Regions from separate parts of the Mus musculus genome. Here region 1 is linked to region 2. The links are chromatin contacts, found by Hi-C or POLR2A ChIA-PET in ENCODE. All regions are on one chromosome and are shown on one strand. Each heading gives the region's core, a stretch centred on a gene start or an enhancer-like site at or near the end of the contact. The rest is flanking DNA. Distances are from core to core; before and after follow the strand shown. Region 1 holds the start of 1600014C10Rik (RIKEN cDNA 1600014C10 gene). Region 2 holds the start of Uri1 (URI1, prefoldin-like chaperone).

The links. A loop is a pair of places that touch in the nucleus more often than their neighbours do. ChIA-PET counts read pairs that join two places held with the same protein, here RNA polymerase II (POLR2A).
Region 1: a map of v-Abl transformed pro-B cells shows a loop between it and region 2 (2.8-fold over the local background). The contact joins the promoter of 1600014C10Rik here to the promoter of Uri1 in region 2. A Hi-C loop is called at or near these places in 1 of 37 maps with a recorded cell type or tissue (v-Abl transformed pro-B cells). POLR2A ChIA-PET finds 5 or more read pairs at or near these places in 1 of 5 experiments (Patski).

The regions. Positions count from the first base shown.
Region 1 is chr7:38,182,533-38,185,870 of GRCm38, forward strand. It overlaps 1600014C10Rik (RIKEN cDNA 1600014C10 gene), which reads left to right and starts at 1,255. Exons shown (of 4, transcript NM_028166.3): 1 at 1,255-1,367. It overlaps D530033B14Rik (RIKEN cDNA D530033B14 gene), which reads right to left and starts at 1,250. Exons shown (of 1, transcript NR_165180.1): 1 at 40-1,250.
Region 2 is chr7:38,018,095-38,021,232 of GRCm38, forward strand. Uri1 (URI1, prefoldin-like chaperone) reads right to left here and starts at 1,458. Exons shown (of 11, transcript NM_011274.5): 1 at 1,016-1,458. The coding sequence starts at 1,126.

The DNA.
Region 1 (3,338 bases), core at 5-2,504, 160 kb after region 2:
ACTGGCTGTCTAGGAACACTTCTAGGTGTCAGGGTGATAATTTTAGGGCTTTATTCATCGTCGGTGTGGATGTCTTATAGCCTAGTCTCTATTCTCCACTGAACTTTCCTGTTCCCATCATTGCTACATACTTCTGATATTTAGGCAAAGGAGAAAACAAGCGAGTCCGGTTCTCGACCTTGCCACCAGAGGGCGCTGCCCGCGGGGGACATTGAAGCGCCTCACCTCATAGCTCCACAGAGAGCAAGGAGCTAATCTATTCTTAGCCTCAGTTAACTTTGGCTCTTGAAAGTCACCCAAACTCGGGCAAAAGCTCCTACTCGAAAACGCACAGACTTTTCCACTCCAGCCAGGAGAATCTTGATGTTAAAAGGGGTTCGAGGCCTTCTAAGAAGACAGAAAAGAAGAAATAATATGGCCCTGCACAGATCATCTGTATGCCCGCAGCAGCTCTCCACCCCCACCTGGCAGATCGCGCTAGGGGCCACTTGGACCTAGACTGGAGTTCGCTCGCCACACTCTCTATTTGGGTGGCATTGGCTAGCCCAGTCCCTCTGTATCTAGTTTGTCACTGACAACCGTGCGTACTCAAGACTTTGCTCAGGGTTAAAGTTCAGTATTGGGAGAGATACCAGATTTGGCATATTTTCAGGCCAGCCCTAGAGTCCTTGGGACCAGGGGGCGGGGACTGCTCCCTAGGCCTCTCTGGATTTTTCTGTTACTCTGCTCTCTTTCTGAGTGGCTCCCTTTGCCCTGCAAGTGGAGTGGGCTCTGTTCTGGTCTTAGGAGGTCTGAAAGCTATACCAGCCCCTGCGCGTCCCACGCAGGCCCCAGCGTTAATTAACCAGCAGTCGCTCCTGACAGCCAAGCCCCTCTATCATCTCCCAGGTCCAGGACCCTGTGGGAGAAAGGGTCCGGCAAGTCACAGACCCAGCCAGCGCAAAGGGCGATCGAGGAGAACCTTCCAGGAACCGTCCCAGATCCTAAACGTGAGGTTGGGCACTGAGTGGGGTGGCCAGGCGGAGAGGAAGTGGGGGCAGCGGGTCCTCGCGACACAGAGTCCCCTCCCAGATGCTCCCCATTTCCGCAGGCACAGAGCTTCCTAGCCTGGGTCTTGGTGTCAGTCAATCAGACGCTGGGGCGCGGAAGGGACGCCTCGCCCCGCCATCAAGATCTTTCCCCAGGCCTGTCCCATCTTGAGGACCCAGACTCATGGGGACCCAGAGCTCGGCGACCCGGAAGGCCGGCGGAGCCGGAAGGTGGGAGGGCGGAGCCAGGGTGGCGGTGGCCTGTGAACGCCTCTCTGGAGCTGGCAGAGCAGAGCCGGCCTCAGTGCCTTGGCGGTCCCAGACTCCAGCTCGGTAAAGGTGCGCGCGGGGAAGCCGGGGTCTGCGAAGCCGGTCGGGGACCCTACGGTGTCAGGCCCAGTGCTAGAGCTGTTCATCTCAATGCAAAGGACCTGAGACACTGAAGGCCTAAGCTGCAGCGCCGAGGTTGGAGTAGTCAGCAGCTCCGTGCGCTTCCAGCCGCAACCTGGATGCTTGGGAGTGCGCGTGCGCGGTGCGGTGTCTTCCCACAGTTTATGCCTTCTGCCTAGCGGACTGCTGTGCTTGGCCCAGAGAGGGAGGAAATCTGGGCTCTAGCTTAGGGATGGCCAGGAATGAATGTCAGGGGATCAAAGGGCCAGATTAATTGGAGCTGTTGTTGAAAAACGTTCTTCTATGACTAAGTAGATAAGGTGCATGCATGGCCGGGTGCAGAGGGCACGGTGCTGCTGAGTGATGGGTGTCAGTTAACTCTGCGAGCTATGTAGCGAACCTACCACTGACCACTTCTGATCTTTCAAGAGAAATTAGGAAGATCTAAGATATATGTAAGATTGTATTATTGCTGTTAGTTTGAGACTGGGTCTCACTATGTAACCTTCACTGGTCTTGATCTGGGAGTCCTACCATAGCCTCCCCCATGCTGGGGTTATGGGAGGGAGCCAGCACACCCTCGATATCTTCTTATTTTTAAATACCAACAATCAAGTAAGTAAACAACTTAGTAGGCTGGAAGAACAGGGTGATGAACTTCACAGAGGACAGAGTACAACTGGGGAATTCCAGACAGGGGAGCAAATATTGCTATTTGGCCAAAGACCTGTTTTCCACTCAGTTTCTGTTTGTTTCTCCCTGCAGCCTCCCCTTACCCACCCCCTACCCCTGACACATTTCCTCCCTCTACTCTGGGGATTTGAATCCCAGCTTCGTCTAAGATTGCTATAAAGAACATGGAGCCCCCTGTTACTCTGAGGCCTCCTCCTCTGTTCCTCACAACTTGATTGGACTCAGGTCAGGCTGCTGTCCAAAGGTTTGAGTTTTTCACCTCCTCTGTGTATGGGAGCCCTGCTGTCATCTTCCCTCCAGTCTGGGTGACTATAGGACATCAGGGCTCCCAGTTAGCTTTTGTCTTCCCTATGGCTGGCAGATGGACTTCCGGTGAACAGGACCTGTTTTGAGGACAGCATTATTGAAGTCGTTCTGCTCCCGTGGGAAGGTCCTGTCTTCTGCGCCCCCCATCTCTTCCTCGCAGACAGACAGAGGTGGCCCCTGGAAAGAGGAGAATGGGGCGTGTTACCTTTCAATTTCTTGAGCCTGAAGAATTCAGAAAGTGAAAGCTTTCACATAGACTCCAGGTCCCAAACCTTTCTTTCACCACAAAAGCCTGTTGCTGCCATAACTTCTGGAATTACTCTTCAGGAAACCTAGGCCAGCCTTGCCTTGCCTTGGAGACTGCAGAAGCCCAGCTGGGGCGGAACCTTTCTTGCCCGGCTCTCCTGCCCCCTGACACTTGCTAAGGAGCCTGGCTTGTCTTCTGGCAAAGGCTTGTCTGGGCGTGGTAGAGATTGAGAATGGCATGTGCATGTTGGAACCTTTTCTTTTCTGCTCCATGGGCTTTGACTTAATGTTATTCAGAGCAAATCTGGAGGTAGATAATTCTTTGAGTAGGTAATCAGGGGTAAGATGGGTGAGTCCAGTACTCATTCCCAGCTCCCTCCCCCCACCCTGCCCACACTTTTACATTCTGTAGTTTCGGCTACTCACAGCCAAGTAGTAAGTGAAAAAAAAATTCAGAAATGAACAGTTCATGAGTTTGAAATGCTATGCAAGTTTTAAGTCATGGGCTGTTCTATATGGTTAGAAATTTCATTCTGAGTAGTAGTAGTAGTAGTGATGAGCTCAAGTAACCTCGTTTTATTTAACAATGGCCCCAAAGCTTAGGAGTTACAAGGTCAAGAAACCAGAGCAAAAAGGCTGGCTGGACGGATTGACCGTACTTTCAAGCATCTGCTG
Region 2 (3,138 bases), core at 208-2,707:
TTGAAGGGACGAAATAGATTTAACTGACTGCATGTACAATTCTCCAGGAGTAAATTCCAAATAAATAACATAAAGTTTACACGCAAAAATATTTAAATATAGAAAAATAGAGCTTCTCAAATGTTTATGCAACTTCCTAAACCTTTATTAATACCTCACTCTGGCAACAGGACATGTGACGTTTAAGCAAATTAAATGTCGCTTTTCAAAGAATTTCAAGGCACGTCAGGAGAATCAACTTGAAAACCTACAGAATCCACAGGACAATTTCACATTTAACAATCGAGCTGTAGTTCTTAACTACATAACATTTCCTTATAAAAAAAAATATATAATAATTCCCATTCGGAGATTCTAAGCATTCTCCTCTCCTCTGGTAGATCAAAAAAAAAAAAAAAAAGTGGGGAAAGCCTTGTTTAATAAAGGCTTGAAGTTAAAATTTAACAAAGGCCTTCTCTCTTGTCGACTACTAAACCTAAGAGCTGGATTGCACAGGAAGTGCATCATCACCAACGTAGTCAAACTTGGACGCTCAATCAAATAAGGATATCTCGTGTGTGTGTGTGTGTGTGTGTGTGTGTGTGTGTGTGTGTGTGTGCGCACGCGCGCATTGTACCAACGTTTAGATAATAAATAGCTAAGGGGTAAAAAGAGTGACCACTTCTGTTCACAGTGTAATCCCCGAACCAAAAAGGAAAAAAAAAAAAACACGTATTTTTATTTAGTCCCAACAATTGCTCTCTCAGTTCAGGGTCAACCGATTATCCTATCCCCTGCATCCTCTGTATTCCCCACATCCCCGCATCCCTTCCGGGGAAGGTCAAAGGGCCACCGACAAAAGACAACAAATGCACGTGACAAAAGTTTCTCCCGTGGTCCCCGCGGCCCGAGGCTGCGCAGCTCGCGCGTGGGGATCTCGGTTTCACGCAGAGGGCTGGCCGCATTAGAGGTTGCTCAGAGTGTCGCGGCCACATGCGGAAGCCGGCCAGGGCCGGAACCAAGCGCGGCCTGTTACCTTTTCCTGCTCCTCGCGAAGCCGCGCCACCTCTGGTGCGCGCAGCGGAGCGGCGGCTGAGGCCTCTGCAAGGGGCTGGGGCTCGGGCTCGGGTTCGGACGGGGGCTCCATGCCCGGCGCCGCAGCCTCAGCGAGGCGAACAAGTCCTAAACAAGTGTTTATGGAGACGGCGTGGCCGGCGGATGCCCAGCGCCCGCGCGCTCGCCCTCATGCACTGCACGCCTCTCTCTGAAGAGGCCGCGCTCACTTTCGCCGCTGCCCCGGGGGCCGCCGCTCGCGTCCGGGCTACCCGCGGCCGCATCTCACACGCGCATACCGCCGCCGCCGCCGCCGCCGCCGCCTCGGAGCAGCAGGCCCTACACCAGGCGCGCCACGCTCTTCTCCCGCAACCGGGCCCAGCTTAGCGTCCCGCGACTGCCGCGCCTCCGCGCACGCCCCGCCCCTCGCCCCGCCCGCGCAGCACGCCGGGAAGCTCTCAAGCTCCGCCCTAGGGGGCGGGGCTATGGCGGGGACAGGGCCTCCGGGTGGGGTGGAGGCTGAGCCGCTCAGGACCCCTGCACAGGATGAGAGGCGGCGGGATAGTGGGTCCCAATTCGCTTGGCGCTGCCTGTGGTGGTAGGAACTTAATATGAGCACTGAGACTGTTTCATAAGCTCATTTAATTTTATCAAATTCAGCTGTTTCCCATGCCTTTTAATGAACTAATGTGGTTTAATGAGCTAAAATGCACAATATACAACTATATTTTTGCGTATGTATTAATTACTGTACACATTACAATTTTCCTTACATATATTAAGCTGCAGTATTAATATTACTATGTTACTACGTATGCACTGTGTAGCACATTTTTCAACAACAGCTGCTGCCCTATCCCATGTATTTTATAATTCTGGTGTTTTGTTTAACAGTGGGGACCAAATGCATGGCTTTGGACTTGCTAGACAAGCACTCTACCAACTGAGCTAAATCCCCATCCCTGTTCCACTCAGTATTTTAAAAATTGGAAGCTGGAGCAGGGAGCACACCTTTAATCCCCAACAGTTTGAAGGCAGAGGCAGGAGGGTATCTGTGAGTTTGAAGCCAGCCTGGTCCACATAGCAAGTTCCAGGCCAGCCTGAGCTGAATAAATCTCTTGGACTCACTTCCTCCCCCTAGCCCTTTGTGCAGCCTCTGTTTGTGGCAGTCCTCTAGTCTACCTTGTGGCCTTGTCCTAACTCTATCCCAAGCCCGGACAATAGGCATAGATCCTATTACCTCAGTATTGTGTGTATAGGAACAGGCTGGCAGGCACCTGCAGAATTCTGGCCCTCTGTGGGTCTGTTTGCCCCTATCTTCCACTTCTGTTCCAGCTCCCAAGTCCACATCCATCCTTTGATCACTTGCATCAAGAAAGAAAAAGCAGGGACGATTGGGGAAGATGGTAAATATGAATTTCTCTCCCTGCAGATGCAGCAACCTCTGAAACACAGTCAAACTCTGAGCACTCATCTTGCCTCCCGCCAATAGCAGCATCCCTGACTCCTAGGGCACCGCAGAAGCTACTTCTCTAGTGCTGGGCTTTGAATATGAACTGACCCCATGTGTTTCAATACTTGGTCCCTAACAGGTAGTACTAATTTGGAAGGATACTTAAAAATTAGGATGTACCAGGCAGTGGTGGCTCACACCTTTAATCCCAGAATCTGGAAGGCAGAGGCAGGCAGATCTCTGAGTTTGAGGCCAGCCTGGTCTACAGAGTGAGTTCCAGGACATCCAAGGCTACACAAAAAAACCCTGTCTTGAAAAGTGAGGGGGTGGGGAATTTAGTATGTCGTTTAGAATGTAGAACCTAAGTGGAGGAAGTCGGTCAGTGGGGTAAGTCTTTGGTATAGCATCCCTGGATACTACCTGTCACTCTCTGCCTCTTGTTCAGCTGTGAAGTAAACTGAGGCAGGCCATGCCTCCCTGCCATAATACACTGAATCCTCTGGAATGGCATTCCCTACAGAAAGTGATCTAGGATAGATTTGTTTATGTTTGAGTGCATTTTTAGACATGTATCAAGCAAAAGCAAAAGAACATGTAGCAAGAAGCAGATAGAGAACAAAATAAATCAGGCCCTTACGACGTCTAGCAGAACT